Linked DNA regions of Homo sapiens: region 1 is linked to region 2. Evidence: read pairs that join two places in POLR2A ChIA-PET (ENCODE). Cell type or tissue: endothelial cell of umbilical vein. All regions are shown on one strand. Links, peaks and the distances in the headings refer to the core of each region. The heading gives the core; the rest is flanking DNA. Region 1 has its middle 14 kb from the start of PARVA. Region 2 overlaps PARVA (parvin alpha).

Region 1 (8,338 bases), core at 225-8,224, 150 kb before region 2:
TTCTTTGAAGATTTAGTCTATTATCGATAAGAGAAACACTAAAGAACTCTTGGTTGTGTATTTGGCCGCTCTCATTTCGGCAAGTGTTTAAATGTGTCATTAGACAAAAGGTGCTCTGCAACAGTTGGCTCTGACTGGAGACCAAATTTCTCTCAAATCAATCCATAAACCACTTCTGTCAGAGACGCTCTCTGCACGCACCAATCTGGCCAGCTCACAAGCCAGAAATTAGATGTATAACTGGATTTCCTCTGAGTCAGCCAATGCTTTGGGTTACATTTAAGCACAATCTTTCTATGTTATAGCAAGTTCCAAAGGTTGCAGTTCTTTTTCCTTTTCTTTCCTTCCTTCCTTTTTTTTTTTAAAAAAAAAATAAGAATCAGGTCTTCCAGGGCCTGAATTCTATTATTAGGCAATATGAGGAGGCACCTACCTACCTGCCTACCTATGAAAACTGTACCACTTCTGGATATTTATCTATTTTTATTTATTTGTGTATTGGTGAGAATTGATAATATCATTTCCTCATAATTCAGGTTTTCAGGTGTTATAATTTGGAGAAGACCTATTAGCACTAAGAAATTGGTACATAAGCTATTTAATATACAAATAACCCAGATGTTTGGGGCAGTGAGTTGTATAGTATTAAAGATTTCAGCTATCAGGCATTTAGAGGTAAGATTATGGATGCACAAGAATATCAACTCATTATAAGAAAAAGATTTATAACTTCAGTTTTCATTCTAGAATATGCAGCAATATTCAGGCCCCAGTCTTTTCTGTCAGTTGCATAAAAGTGCATCCTTTGATGCCTGCATACACTTAACAGATGATGTTCAAGCGTGTCATGTTTGAGTTGTTATTGTGCAAAAGAATTAATTGCCACTTATTTTAATTTGTTATATTTCCATCCTAAAGGATGAATCTCCCAAGAGGGCCAAGAGAGAAGGTGGTTTGGCCCCTAGTATTCTGTTAATAGATGAGAGAAGCAATTTGTTCACTTGCTTTCACAGGCTGTGCTCTGTGGTTTATGGCTCAGTTTTATCTGGCCAAGTTAAAACGTAAACTTCATCCTTAACAGTTTTCTATATACACTGGCCTTTCTGTTTCACTAGTACATAAAAACCATTTCAACATTTCCAATGGACACAAATATTGTGTCTGTTGAACTATCTAAAATGATTCCATTCCTTATTTACAAGAGAGAGCATTCTAAGACTCTCAAAATGTAAAATACTATACATTTTGAAGACAGTTTCTTTGTATGCAATATGAGTAGGATTATGATGAAAACACACAGAGTCTGCAGTGCCCCATAAAAGGGCACTAGTGAATGTGATCAAGGCCAAACTATATAGGACTCTGAATGGGACAGAAAGCCCAGCCTCAGGTCATATTTCACAGTCAGTCTCACACAGCTTCTAAGTTAAATCAAAGTGTTTATGATAGTTATAAGGTCAGAATTGTACCTAAGTTGGGCCAAGAGGACATTTCTTAAGCTTGCTCTCCCAAACCATTGATTTATTGGTCTATTTATTTAACATCCTCTGAATGCCCATGGGGTTCTGCAGCCCTGTGCCAGATGCTGAGATACAGAAAGAATATTAGTCCTTAACTCCACCTCCAAATAAATACAAAGATCAAGAAATAGGTACCATCCCCAAATACAAAGATGAAAAGCTATTTTTATTATAAGCATCAACCTATTCTACTCACGTTTATCTCAAGCATAAAGAATATCCCCCACTATCACAGGGCTTCTTGGGCAGTAAAAATAAGTTTGTATTTCTAAAACTGTGAAAAATCATCTCAGGTTGTACTGTTCATTTAAACCTTGACTTTGGCAGTGTTAGGCTGCTTGGAATCAATCAATGCCAAGATGCACCATGTTAATTGCAACCGAGAAAGGAAGTGGCAGGTGTTTCCAACCCTGATGAGCTGCAATGAAATTGATGTTTTCTGCATTCTGGAGGCAAATGACAATTCAGCAGTGTCTCTCTTCCCAGGAAGCAGATTTACAGGCTTTTCCTTCCAAACTGAAAATGGCAGCATGCCCCACCCAGGTGGCTGATCAGAGAACTACCTCAGCAGGGCAGAGGTGGCAGGGGGCAGCCGGGGCCGCCACATGAACAGAGAGGGGCAGTCATTGGATGTGGTGAGCTCAAATGTAGGAGTTTATTGTAATAAGAAAGTTCACATACAGGGGAAAGTGTACGATTTCATCTACTGTTTATCTTCTAACCTCACTGCTGAGTAGCTTGTAAAAGATTAATTTGCTCCAACAATTGGGAACTATTCATGTGGATGGAAATGTGTTATTTGTGCACTGCTATAGATACTGAAATGAACCAAAAATAAATGGTTTTGTGTCTCAGGAATCAAAACATTTTCATGTGGGCTTGGTCTGGCACCTCTGAGGGCAGCATCCATTTCATTTATTTGTTCTCAGTGAAAGAGCCTGGGCAAGGCTTTGATTTTGTGTGGGAGTCTGTTAATTAACCTGGGAGATTTTATTACCATGGGGCATCTAGAAGGACTTACCTGACCAGCAAATTGGATTTGAATGGGAGGAGAAGCGAAGAAGGCTCACCTCAGGTGTATTCCTTCAACAAAGAAAGCTGTTTTCAAGGCTGGGGAAGGGGAGGGATGAGGCTTATGGTAGTCCCAGCCCCTCCCTTTCTCTCACCTTTCTCTCACCTGGTTTTGTATTTAATTCGCTCAACAGGAACGTTTCCTTCTGCGCAGATCTAGCCTCTTCCTTCAAGTCACATTCTTTTAGTTTGTTCTTATTACCTCTTTTCTTAACCCCAGCACATGCATATTCTTAAACTATGAGTGCAGGGTACACCAGAATTGCCACATCACAGTAATCAACCCATGAGTCCCAGGAGCTCCCATCATTCCACACGAAGGTGCCCCATTTGTTTGAAAGCTTTTGTCTGCTGATCAAATATTTGAAAGGATTTATTTTTCCATTGAGCATCAACAACAAATATACATAACTGCAGATGAGAGCTCCTGTTTTACCAGCACTAATGTGGGGAGTGAAGAGCTCCAAGCAACAGCCACCTCTGATGGCACTTTGCAAGTTTTTCCTTGGGGCTCAGCTGACATCCTCATACTCACAGAGCTGCAGACTCTCAGCCATTGCTGCAACTCACCGTCTCTGAGCCTTCAGGGCACACTTTCTAATTTCATGCTCACTCCCTCTCCCAGTTCACTTAGAAATAAAAGAAAGCAAAACCAAACATCACAGCACCCTTCCCCCAGCCCCTCTGACCCTGATAATGGTAACAGCTACTGTGAACTCAGCTCTTCTCACCTACCAGGTGAACTAGGCCAGGAAACTCACTCCCCAGAACTCTGTCACCTCTCTGATTTCATCTGACTCACTAGAGTGCTCGTGGAATCTCTTTGGGGACCATCTCTTTGGACTGCCCTCTGCTGACCAGATGTCCAGCCCCTTGCACAGCTCTTTGGCCAATACTCCTTCAAGTATACCCTTTAGTGTTTCCAGCAGACAACATCTGGCCTTGGTGATTTGGTTCCATTTCATTGTTAGACATAATACTTCTAACCTTCCTCCCTAAGAGGAAACATCCAACGTATGAATAGCTATAATATCTCCCCCCAAGAAAGATGGAAGCGGGGTCTCTCACTCCTCCAGATCACACTGACCTAGGAAAGAATTGGGGAGAGGAAAATCAAGACCATGGGTATAATCTCAGTGGCCTGGGACATGGACCACACACCAGTACAATCACTGGGGCCCCAGGTATTCCCCCTTGCCTGGCTGAGTCTGCATTGGCTCACACCTGCTGCTTTCTGCCCTTAAAAGCATTGCTGTGCTCTTGTTTACCTGTGTGTTATTCATTCCTCTGTTTGATTACCCAAGGAGGAACTACTGATTTTAGGGCTTCACTTCTGCAGCTGGCCCTCAGCTATCATGCTGAGGTGAGAAAATCTCTCCACCACTGTCTGTAGTTCATTATTACCCCTGAAGGGTAGGTGAGCAGGTCATCTGTCTCAAAGAACTTTGGACTCATTCCCCCATGGCTGAATCAGAGGCGATTTGAGTGGCATCATCCTGTGTGGTCCTCAAAAACAGCCCTGCCCTCAGTCTACCATGTTACCAACTAAGGCTGAGGTTGTCCAACTTCCTCCTGTCCTGTGACTTCCCTGCCCACCAAGAGAATTCCTATTCTCCCACTCCATCCCTGCCACCTGGACAGCCTTCACCCAGACAGGTAGAATTCCTGGAGGACATGCTCACCGGCAGGCTGACCTTCAAAGGCCACCACTAATATTCCAGAGTTCCCAAGGGGGACATGCAATGAGGCTTGTCCCTTAAGACCCCCACTCCACAGACATTTCATTTCTCACGCATTCCTTTCATCCTAAGAGCACATCTTGCTTGCAGTGATCAAAGAGATCCTCAAGAGGCTCTGGCTGGCTTCTCTCTTCCCCCTCCTGCTTTGCTGCAGTCAAATAACTCTGACTATTGGTTGGGATCCAGAGCTTTTGTAAAACCCTCATCTTGATCTGCAGGGGATGCCATTTTGTCCCTTAGATGGTATGTGGTTCATGTCCCAGGCCACTGAGATGACACCAAGTTCTTGATTTTCCTCTCCCCAATGCTTTCCGAGGTCAGTGTGATCTGGAAGAGTGAGAGTCTCCTAGGGCTGCTGTTACAAAGTACAGCAGGTTTAAAACAGCAGAAATTTATTATCTCCCAGTCCTGGAGGCTAGAAATCCAAAGTTAAGGTGTCTGCTGAGCCATGTTCCCTCTGAGACTCTAGGGGAGGATTCTTTGTCGCCTCCTCCACCTTCTGGAAGTCCCAGGCATCCCTTGGCATGTGGCTGCATCACTCCAATGGCCATCTTCTTCCTGTATCTTTGCATCACATTCCCTCTGTGCATATCTGTGTCCAAATTTTCTTCTTCCCATAAAGATACAAGTCTCATTGGATTAGGTGCCCACCATATTCCAGTATGACCTAAATACAATTTTTAGCAACTAATTACATTGGCAATGACCCTACTTCCAGGATCCCATTCTGAAGTACTGGGTGTTACACCTTCAACGTATCTTTTTTAGGGGACAAAATTCAACCCATAACAGATGGCCTTCACATTTAGGAAGAATATCTTTTCCTAGTGAAAGCCACTTTGGGCTTGAATTTTGCCTTAATTTGCTTTGATATGATTGGTTTACCTCTATCCTGGGTTTTTAAGCTATTCAATAAAAAGCAACCCAGTAAAATAAATAGATAACAGAATACAAAAGAAAAGCTTCCTTCTATATGACAGATACAGATCACATGTAATTTATGAAATCTGAATGGAGCACCTAGACTCCAATTTTCGTTCCATTATCTTGGTACTTATAGTTACTATTTTATTATTCCTTTAATGGTTACCCTAGAGATTACAACATGATCCTTGATTTATCAGAGTCCAATAGAACTTGCTACTTTTACTTCTTCCCAGACAATGCCTGGATCTTAAAACACTTAACTCCATTTATTCACTTCCCGATTTGAATGCTTCTGCTTTTGTGTATTTTATTTTGATTTAGTTTTTAAATCCTGTATTATTTATGTTGTTGTGTATAGCGAATAGGCTTTTATGCTTACCCATATACTTACCCTCACTTGGGATGATTTTCCTTCTGCCATTCACTTCAGTATTTCCTCTTGTTTGGATCAACTATTAATAATTTTTCTCATGGTGGATAAGCTTTTTGATGTGCTGCTGGATTCGGTTTGCTAATATTAGTCTCTCAATTATTGGCTACATGTGATCTCTAGCCCATAATTTAAATTCTGGGTTTTGAATTACTTGTCCATAAAATGGTGGTGATGATAATATCATGTATGAGTCTCAAATGACATACTAATAGCTTGGCCGGGCCCAGTGGCTCATGCTGGTAATCCCAGCATTTTGGGAGGCCAAGGCAGGCAGATAACGAAGTCAGGAGTTTGAGACCAGCCTGACCAACATGGTGAAACCCTGTCTCTACTAAAAATACAAAAATTAGCCAGACTTGGTGGCATGCGCCTGTAATCCCAGCTACTCAGGAGGCTGAAGCAGGAGAATTGCTTGAACCCAGGAGGCAGAGTTTGCAGTGAGCCAAGATCATGCCACTGCACTCCAGCCTGGGCAACAGAGTGAGACTCAGTCTAAAAAAAAAAAAAGAAAAAAGGGCGCTTTTAAGATGGCCAAATAAGAACAGCTCCGGTTTGCAGCTCCTAGCGAGATCGATACAGAAGACAGGTGATTCTTGCATTTCAAACTGAGGTATCTGGTTCCTCTCATTGGGACTGGTTGGACAGTGGATGCAGCCCATGGAGGGCGAGCTGAAGCAGGGCAGGGCATCGCCTCACCCAGGAAGTGCAAGGGGTCAGGGGACTTCCCTTTCCTAGCCAAGGGAAGCCATGGCAGACTGTACCTGGAGAAACTGTACACTCCTGACCAAATACTGCGCTTTCTCCACAGTCTTAGCAACTGGCAGACCAGGAGATACCCTCCCATGCCTGGCTTAGTGGGTCCCACGCCCACGGAGCCTTGCTCACTGCTAGCACAGCAGTCTGAGATCGACCTGCGATGCTGCAGATTGGCGGGGGGAGGGGCGACTGCCACTGCTGAGGCTTGAGTAGCTCACAGTGTAAACAAAGAGGCCAGGAAGCACGAATTGGGTGGAGCCCACTGCGGCTCAGCAAGGCCTACTGCCTCTGTAGATTCCACCTCTGGGGCAGGGCATAATAGAACAAAAGGCAGCAGACAGCTTCTGCAGACTTAAACATCCCAGTCTGACAGTTCTGAAGAGGGCAGTGGTTCTCTCAGCATGGTGTTCGAGTTTCGAGAACGGACAGACTGCCTCCTCAAGTGGGTTCCTGACCCCCGTGTAGCCTGACTGGGAAACATCTCCCAGTAGGGGCCAACAGACACCTCAATCAGGCGGGTGCCCCTCTGGGATGAAGCTTCCAGAGGAAGGATCAGGTAGCAATACTTGCTGTTCTGCAGCTTCCGCTGGTGATACCCAGGCGAACAGCATCTGGAGTGGACCTCCAGCAAACTCCAACAGACCTGCAGCTGAGGGGTCTGACTGTTAGAAAACTAACAAACAGAAAGGAATAGCATCAATATCAACAAAAAGGACATCCACACCAAAACCCCATCTGTAGGTCACCAACATCAAAGATCAAAAACCACAAAGATGGGGAGAAGCCAGAGCAGAAAAGCTGAGAATTCCAAAAAACAGAGTGCCTCTTCTCCTCCAAATGATCACAGCTCCTCGCCAGCAGCAGAACAAAACTGGACAGAGAATGAGTTTGATGAGTTGACAGAAGTAGGCCTCAGAAGGTCGGTAATAACAAACTTCTCCGAGCTAAAGGAGCATATTCCAAACCATCGCAAGGAAGCTAAAAACCTTGAAAAAAGGTTAGACAAATGACTAACTAGAGTAAACAGTGTAGAGAAGACCTTAAATGACCTGATGGAGCTGAAAACCATGGCACAAGAACTTCATGATGCCTGCACAAGCTTCGATAGCCAATTCGATTAAGTGGAAGAAAGGATATCGGTGATTGAAGATCAAATTAATGAAATAAAGCAAAAAGACAAGATTAGAGAGAAAAGAGTGAAAAGAAACAAACAAAGCCTCCAAGAAATATGGGAATATTTGAATAGACCAAATATACGTTTGATTGGTGTACCAGAAAGTGATGGGGAGAATGGAACCAAGTTAGAAAACATTCTTCAGGATATTATCCAGGAGAACTTCCCTAACCTAGCAAGGCAGGCCAACATTCAAATTCAGGAAATGCAGAGAATACCACAAAGATACTCCTCGAGAAGAGCAACCCCAAGACACATAATTGTCAGATTCACCAAGGTTGAATTGAAGGAAAAAATGTTAAGGGCAGCCAGAGAGAAAGGTCAGGTTACCCACAAAGGGAGGCCAATCAGACTAACAGCAGATCTCTCGGCAGGAACACTACAAGCCAGAAGAGAGTAGGGGCCAATATTCAACATTCTTAAAGAAAAGAATTTTCAACCCAGAATCTCATATCCAGCCAAACTAAGCTTCATAAGTGAAGGAGAAATAAAACCCTTTACAGACAAGCAAATGCTGAGAGATTTTTGTCACCACCAAGCCTGCCTTATAAGAGCTCCTGAAGGAAGCACTAAACATGCAAAGAAACAATCGGTACCAGCCACTGCAAAAACATCCCAAATGGTAAAGACCATTGACACTACAAAGAAACTGCATCAATTAATGGGCAAAATAACCAGCTAACATCATAATTACAAGATCAAATTCAAATATAACAAT
Region 2 (8,338 bases), core at 48-8,047:
GGCTCTGCCATCCCTTGATAAGAAAAAGCCTTGAGGGCTGGTAGACTTTGCCCTGTCAGACCAGGCCAGTTTCCAAGACAAAAGGACTTTGAGTTGAACTTCCAAGGATCAGCTGTCAACAGGAGGAGACAAGGAAATGGTCCTCCTAATCAACTGATCAGTTGTCCCCCAGTGAAAAACTATTTATTCCACACCTCTGGGTACTTAACTCCACTAAGCATTAAGAAGGTATAACAGGAATATGACACCTCGGCCCTGCCTGCTGAGGAGATAGGACTACAAGTAAGAAGCAGAGAGGGCTCATAGGAAATGGGAATGTGTGTGGCTCAGATACCGAGTGCCACTGGCCAAAAGGTCCTAAATGTCCTCGTTATTGAGCTCTTCACTTGTCTCAAACATGGCACTAAGCATTTTATGTCTGCTATGGATATGTGGCCAACTCAGACTACTCTGGTTCAAGCATCTTCCTAGTGAGTCCAGGTCATCTCTGTCATGTTATTTTTACCAATCAATGATGTGTGAATGCAATTCTTTATGTTTTTAAAAACTACAATTAGGGAGGCAGAGATGAATAGGTGGACATCGTCCCCATAGGTGGGAGCACAGAGGATTTTTAGGTACATGTCACTATACATTTGTCAAAATCCATAGAATGGACAGCACCAAGAGTGAACCCTAATGTCAGTTATAGACTTTGGGTGATAGTGACAGTATCAATTATAAGCTCATCGGTTGTTAAAAGTGTATCATTCTGGTGTAGGATATTGAAAGTGGGTGAGGACAAGTATGTGTCAGGGCAGGGAATATATAGGAAATCTCTGGAAATGTCTGTACCTTCCTCTCAATTTTGCTGTGAACCTCAGACTGCTCTGGAAAATATAGTCTGTTTTTTTTTAATCATGGTTCCTGAAACAGTTCATGAAAGAGTACTTTAAAAGTGACCACATATCACTAACATTGAAATTTTTAAAAATTATTTTCATAAGTAAACATACTGCTGTTATATTCATTTATAATAGCTCTCTTATCACTAGAGGAGATAAATACTTTTATGTAAATTGCCCTTCTTTATCTTCTCTTTTGTGACAAATCCAGTCCAGTTCTTTGTGCATGAATTTGTTGAACATCTTAAGACTTTTCTTATCAGCTAGAATAAACAGCCCTCTAACAGAAATAATAAAATCTGCCTGCTGGAATTACTACAGACTGAATGATGACTGAAAATGTGAGCAGGAGAGAGGGGGCTTCTATTTTGAAACAGTGGTCATTGCAAGCCTGTGTCTCCTGCCTTATTTTGAGCTCAATTATAGGCCATCAGAAGCCTGTTGTCAGTTTAATTTCTCCTGTAGGCTGTTTTGTTAGCATGAGGGAGAAAAGAGGACATGTTCCATAAAATGGCATTAATGCACATCAGGTTTTATGGGGTGTTTTTGCTTTATCAAGTTGAACAGGCACAGAAGCAAGACTCAGAATTGGTGGTGAGTCACAGACTGAACCACAGGGAGAACTCTTTAGGGAACAAATAATGGGTGGAGGTGAATCAGGATGCTGTGTGAGGGGTTATTGAACCCAGATTTCTTTTCCATTCTATGCAGAAGCATTTAATTTTGCAGAAAGTTGGAGATGAGGTTTTACGTCTATGAATGGCCATGCAGGACAAGGACACAGATTCCATTAACCCCACATGAAAACACAGCCTGTGTTGAAACTGCATGTGGAAAGAAGTCCTGATTTATCTTCACCTGGTCCTCTTTAAATGATAGATTTTTTTTTTTCTTTTACCTCCTTTTTTGTTTTGATTAGTCCATTCTTAATCTAAGCCAGATAGACTCTTGGTCTTATCCAGTTCTTCCTTTCTTCTGTAAAAGTATTTTGCAAGGACTCTGGGTTCTGTGGAACTTTGGGCAGGAGGCTCGAGAAGGCAGGGCTCAGATGAGCCACCCAAGTTCAGAGGCTCCTTCCTTCTTCACGCTCATCTCAGCCTTGGGGAAGATGCATTTGCTTGGTCAATCGCTTGCTATGTCACAGCATCCTCCAGGTGTCTGGTGCTGGTGGTGGAGGGACGTAGTAGAATGAATCTCCCTCCTCACACCCATCAGAAAGTCTTCCTGCACCCCAACATTACCTCCTTCGTCAGCTCCCATGCCCACACAGTGCTTTTTAAACCCTCCAAACTGGCACTCAGAGCTGCCCCCTGACTGATGGCAGCTGCCCTCCCCTGGATGGCCTCTGGAACACATTTGTGCGTCCTGCCTCTGCCTCTTGGCTGGGGCCATTCCTCCCATTGAAATAACCCCTTCTCAGTGTCCAGCTCCAGGGCCCCCTCCCCTTGGAAGGTTTCTCTGACCATTCTAGCTAAAAGTGCTTGCTCCTGGCCTGCATTCAGCACTTTCTGCCGAGGGTGACCACGTAATCTATTATTCATAACACTTTTGAGATGAAAGGGAATCTTACTAATATGCTGGGACATCAGGGATAAACCAGGACTGTTTTGGGGAAACCATTCTCAGGTGTCTACTTCTTCTATCCCGATTGACTTTAGCTCCTCAAGGGCAGAAACTATATCATATACTCCATAGTATTTGTTCTAACTCCAGCACAGGGCCTTGTACATAGAGGGCACTGATTAATGAAATAAACAAGAAAGAGGATAAGTTGATGGGAGAAGTGTGGACAGATGGATGGATGGATGGATGGACGGACGGACGGACGAGTTTCTAACATGCTTAACCTTTTCTCAGAGAATAAGCTAGTTACCTGAGTGAGGACTTACTACTTATTTAAAAGCTCCCATATTTATCAGTTAAAAAAAAAAAAAAAAAAAAAAACCAAAAAAAAAAACCCTCTGCCTCTTGTCTGAATTCCTAGTTGGCCTCAGTTCCTCCACCCAGCCCCCCAGTTAAATGTGTTTCTCAGCTTCCCTCTGTGGCCCCAGCTGGAGGGCAGACACACCCTGGCCTTCATTTCCATTTGGTTTATTGTGGATTACTCCAGGAGGCAAACAGTTTGCTTCCAGCAGCATGTCTTCCAATAAAGAAAGGAAAGATTCACCATCCAAGAAACAGCCTACTTGTTTGGACTAAACACTAATTGCACTTGCGTCCTAATGGTTCAGTCCAGTCCCTGAAAATCAGGACCTCCTTTCACTTCCAGCATTATCTTATCTTGGGTGCATTTCTTAAACACCAGTAACTTTCTCATTATCAGGAATGCTCATCAGTGTTTCTGTATTTTTCTAAAGCATAGTTTTCTCTTCTCCTCCCAACCCCTTTCCCCACCCCCATTTCAGAAACGAGAAGGAATCCTCCAGTCTCGGCAAATCCAAGAGGAAATAACTGGTAACACAGAGTATGTCAACACCATTGTTGCCAGCGATTCTGTAATGGAACACAGATGTTTCTCTGAAATTCATCCATTTGCTGATATTTAGTTTTCATTTATTGGGATTGCAGGAGGGATTAGACTTCAGCCAATGATTATAGTTTAGCCTTTTCCATGCATTCAAAACATGCCTCTCAATGCTTAAGGTACAAACTTGGGTGGGGAAGTAGGGAGACGGAATTAGCAGTGATTGAAAACTTCTAATTTTGTGCCACTCCAGGAAAAAGTGTGCCCAAAAAAAGCCAACCCAGCATGAAATCGTCATGCCATAAACACTGGGTTGAATTTAAATTGTTAACCTTCAAAAGGACGTTTTTCTTCCTTTTCTGAATCTGATTTGGGCATGTGCCATGACCCAGAAAGCCTCTCTACCTTAGATTTGTCTTTTGGTTTGGGGTGGTTTTTTTTTTTTTTTTTTCATTTATTTTTAGAAATTGGGATATCAGAACCTATCAAAATTTTGCCATGGGGAACAGGAGTTTTCTCCTCAAGCAGAAAAAAAATTCATAGTGTGGGGTGAGTTTGTGATCCCGAGAACTGCACCCTGGCCCCATGCAAAGTCAGGCAGTTAGCTTTCAGCATTCCCTGCTCCCCAGACTTTTCTCTGAGTCCCCCTTGAACAAGAGCAGCATAGTGCAAAGAGCAGAGGCTGCTAAGCCAACCCAACTTGAGTTCAAATACAGGCTCTGCCACTTACTCACCAGGTGAGTCCCTTAACCTCTCTGACCTCAGTTGCCCCACCCAGAGAGGTAGGAAAGATTTACTGTGGTCACAGCTGTGACTTCGTTCCCTTGCCCTCTGTAGCTGCTGTTCCATCTTTTCTCCAGCACAGCTGACCCGTACCTGCCAAGCCCATCCAGTCTCTAGGAGGTTCCTGCCCTCTGCCCAGCCATGACTGACAGGAGTCTGGGGCACTGCCCGTCTAGATCACATTGTGTACATGGCTTAACAAGGACTAAGGGGCGTGGGCATTCCAGGCCGAGACTAGGGGCCAGAGATGTAAAGTGGCCTTTCCCAAGATGCCCTGTTTATGGCCTATAGAGACCCCATCAAGCAGCCTCTGTATCACCTCAGAGGCCAGTCTTGGTAGCTGAAGGGTCAACTGATCTATAGGGCACACCTTGGCCTTGGTTCTGTGAGGGATGGGAGGAGCCAGGCCTGTTGGGAAAGGAGAATTCCTCACTGTCCCACCGCCCACCACCCCTCCCCTATGCTGGGCTTGCCTGTGCCCACTATTTCACCTCTGGGAAAGAAGACGACAGAGCAGAGAGGAGCATGGCCTGGGAGAAACTCCCAAACCAGGGAGTGTGAAGTTTCAGATTATTGAACAATCTCTCGGATGCATGTTATGCTTTCTATGGTCCCTCTCTCTGCCACAAAGACATAAACATGGATGCAATGTCCTAATAATGACAACACAGTACAATTTATGGGACACTTTCCTATCTATTGATATTGATAGTAAACACATGAAGCCATGATTACACCCCCTAAAACCCCACAGCCCAAGGGTGAGGAAGGAGACTGTGCCCTTGGTTTATCCAGCACTTAACTCCAAGTTCATTATTCTTTCCAGTGCACTACTTGCAAGTGCTCACTTAGTGGGTGACAGGTGTGCTGATGGATAAACCAATATAATAATCATTATGAGAACCAAAAGTGTATTTGGAAAAAAGTGTTTTGAGCATTTACTACATACTAGGAATTATGCTAAAATATTTCTAGATATTAAATCATTTAATAATCACAACATCTGATTTAAGTATTTACCATAATTATCTTCATTTTAGAGATGAGAGACCTGGTGCCCAGAAAGGTTCATTAGCTTGCCCAAAGTCACTGTATGAGTTTTTTTTCCACACTTCTGATAAAGACATACCCAAAACTGGGAATGAAAAATGGTGAAAAATGGTTTAACTGGACTTACAGTTCCACATGGCCGGGGAGGCCTCAGAATCATGGCAGGAGGCAAAAGGCTCTTCTTACATGGTGGTGGCAGAGAAAATGAGGAAGAAGCAAAAGAGGAAATCCTGATAAACCCATGGGATCTCATGAGAATTATTCATTATCATGAGAATAGTATGGGAAAGACCAGTCCCCATGATTCAATTACCTCCCCCTGGGTCCCTCCCACAACACGTAGGAATTCTGGGAGATACAGTTCAAGTTGAGATTTGGGGAGGGACACAGCCAAACCATATCAGTCACACAGCAAAAAAATCACTCAGTGCAATTTAAACCTCAATGATGTGTCTTTAAAGCTTGTGCTCTTGATACTATGCTGCTTCTCTGCTATGAGTGTGGTTCCAGTTCCTGCACTCTTTGAGAAAACCTACCCTGGGTCAATGGCAGGTACATCTTGGTGGGTACTACAGGGTGGACAGGAGAGAGACAAAGCTGACCTGCCCACAGCAACCTAGGCAGTAAAATTCTGCATTGAGGGGTTGCTTGAGCTCACTCGTAAGAATTCTAAGATTTTCTGGTTGGAAATCTTCAGCCCCTGAGTCCAATATTCTTTAACTGCAGGCAATAATATGACTTTATTTAAGGCAAAAAGTGATCCTTTAGGCATCACTATGCCAGGCTTTGCATTACACCACTATATGGGTGTAACTGGGGGGAAAATGGGTGGTAATGTGGTAAAGTCTCAATAATTGGAGGCCGTGCAGAATAAAATGCCAATGGAAGGAGGCTTTTTGAGCTCCTCAACCAAGGGCAGGTGGGTGGCAGGCAGCATGGGGTGGGCTTCCAGCAGTGATGGAGTGTCCTTTCAGAGGACTGGCCTCTTATAAGGGACAAGAGAAGAGTCACACTATTTTCTTTCTCTTTTTCCTCCAGGGCTCTTTCCGGGAGGCATGGTAAGTCACATAAGATTGTCCTCTGGCACTGGTGGCTGCACTGGGGCTTTAGTTAATTCCGCAGCAGCTGGGAGGAACAGGCTCTCAGCTTGTCACCTGGATATACGTCTTCACCAGCCTGGGTGACATGGCCAATTGGGTTGGGAGGGACAGCTTACTGGCGGGAAGAAGACTACCTACACCTGCACAGTTGTCTTGAAAGTTATCAGGCCATCATTGACCTTGCCATTTACAAAGCACTTTTGTAGCTATTGATGTTCACAGTAAACACATGAAGCCACGATTACACCCCCTGGGACCCCACAGCCCAAGGGTGAAGGAGGAGATTATGATCTTGGTTTATCCAGCACTTAACTCCGAGTTTATTATTCTTGCCAGTGCACTACTTGCAAGTGCTTATTTAGTGGGTGATAGGTGTGCAGATGGATAAACAACAATCAAAAAGAACCAAAAGTGTCCTCAGAAAAAAACGTTTTGAGCATTTACTATGTCCTAGGAAGTATGCTAAAATATTTCTAGGTATTAAATCATCTAATGCTCATAACATCCCACTGAAATATTTACTGTAATTATCCTCATTTTAGAGATGAGAGACCTGTAGCCCAGAAAGATTCATTAGCTTGCCCGAGGTGTCTGGATGGGTCCTGGGCATTTTCAGGGCAGTTCTGCTCTAATTGTCTCGTGGAAATAAAGGAAGACATGCATGAACACAAGGACTGTCCCCTGTCCCCACTCTGTCCTTCTAGAGACTGTCTTCTCTTTCTTCCCTCATCACAGCTCTTATCTCTTCCATTTATCACGACTGGGTTTGTTTGTTTATGAAGTCCATGAATGTTAGGGATCACCATCCCCTTCCTGGTAGTCTCAGATTTACCCACTGGTGCCAGAGTTGGAAAAGGCAGGCCTCAGGGCCTCGCACCCTCCCAGCCCCAGGTTCACCTTGGAGACCCTTCTCCTTTCCTGAGTCAGATCCCTTCCACTGTGTCACCTCTCAGTTCTGAGAACACGGAGGCTGCAGCAAGGAGAATCCCTGCAGGGAGCATGGCTTTGCTATTTTCTATGATCCTGATATTTACTGTGGGTAATATTTTGAAATATTTCAATCATGCTAAAAATTATTCACTTCAGGAGAACATGTCAGAGTTTACAGAGCACGCACATGCTTGTTCTCACACTTCATCCTCATGACAAACCTGAGGGAGGGTTATTTTTAAAATGACATTTTATAGAAGAGGAAACTAAGGCACAAAGAGTTGAAGTGGCCTAGATCACTTAAGAGGAAGAGCTCATATCCCATCCTGGAGCTCCCTGGCTCCCAGCCCTCTTCTCTGTGCCCTCTGCCAGCTTGTTTGTCATGGGTCTCCTGTTTTTGAAAATTGGGGGGTGAAATTATTTAATATTTGGATAACATTCTCCCTCTACAGAGGTTCAGAAACACCTGAACAATAGCTACGTTAGGATATAATGGAATACAATGAAGGGAAATGACTAATCCCGGGTCACACTACCTAAAAGAGCCCTGAGCCTGCCCCAATCCAATAATGTACACATGCACGGACACAGACACAGGCTCCCAGGGTGAGAATCACCCCAAATCTTAGCCCCAAATCACATTCCAGAGTTCCCGGCACAGTCTATACCCCAGAGGCTTCCCATCGGTAGTTGACCTTGTGACCTTGAGAGGCGCGTGGCTCTGGGACCCAAGGTGGGCTTCCCTGCCAGGGATCAGCTCTTGTGCTCCACATTGTGTTTCCCTCTTTTTCAGAACGTGATGCCTTTGACACCTTGTTCGACCATGCCCCAGACAAGCTGAATGTGGTGAAAAAGGTGGGAAAGGGGTGCCTGGGATGGACAGAGGGAAGCGAGATGCAACAGAACATTGGGAAAACCCATCCCTGCAGCTTGCGAGCTTCCTGCCAGAACTGGTGGCATCACCTAACCTCTGCACACACAGGGCTTTCCCCCTTGCCATCCATGTACCTGTCTGTTCCTCACTGGATGTTGCACCTGGGCCTTTTCCCCTCCATCAGCATGAACAGCCTGTCTTCCCACCCAGGCTAACCCCAGCAATCTCAGCCTTCCCCACTCCTCACAGAATT

What was found. Peaks named below come from ENCODE experiments on the same cell type or tissue, not always from the same donor. Only the 100,000 strongest peaks of a DNase experiment are listed, where the experiment ranks them.
Region 1: POLR2A ChIA-PET joins it to region 2 with 5 read pairs; 3 of 35 experiments call an interaction of 5 or more read pairs at or near these places.

Annotation. Positions count from the first base shown.
Region 1 is chr11:12,359,757-12,368,094 of GRCh38, forward strand. It overlaps a transcript of MICAL2 not described here. Among named protein-coding and RNA genes, the nearest start is that of PARVA, 14 kb to the right of the region's middle. RefSeq lists enhancers at 6,450-7,022, 6,486-6,780. In endothelial cell of umbilical vein, for the core only: no CTCF peak of the experiment used is centred there; no DNase peak of the experiment used is centred there; H3K27me3 peaks cover 1,382 bases.
Region 2 is chr11:12,505,295-12,513,632 of GRCh38, forward strand. It overlaps PARVA (parvin alpha), which reads left to right. Exons shown (of 13, transcript NM_018222.5): 7 at 3,290-3,348; 8 at 6,220-6,239; 9 at 8,005-8,066. Among named protein-coding and RNA genes, the nearest start is that of PARVA, 130 kb to the left of the region's middle. In endothelial cell of umbilical vein, for the core only: no CTCF peak of the experiment used is centred there; a DNase peak (open chromatin) is centred at 3,327; H3K27ac peaks cover 262 bases.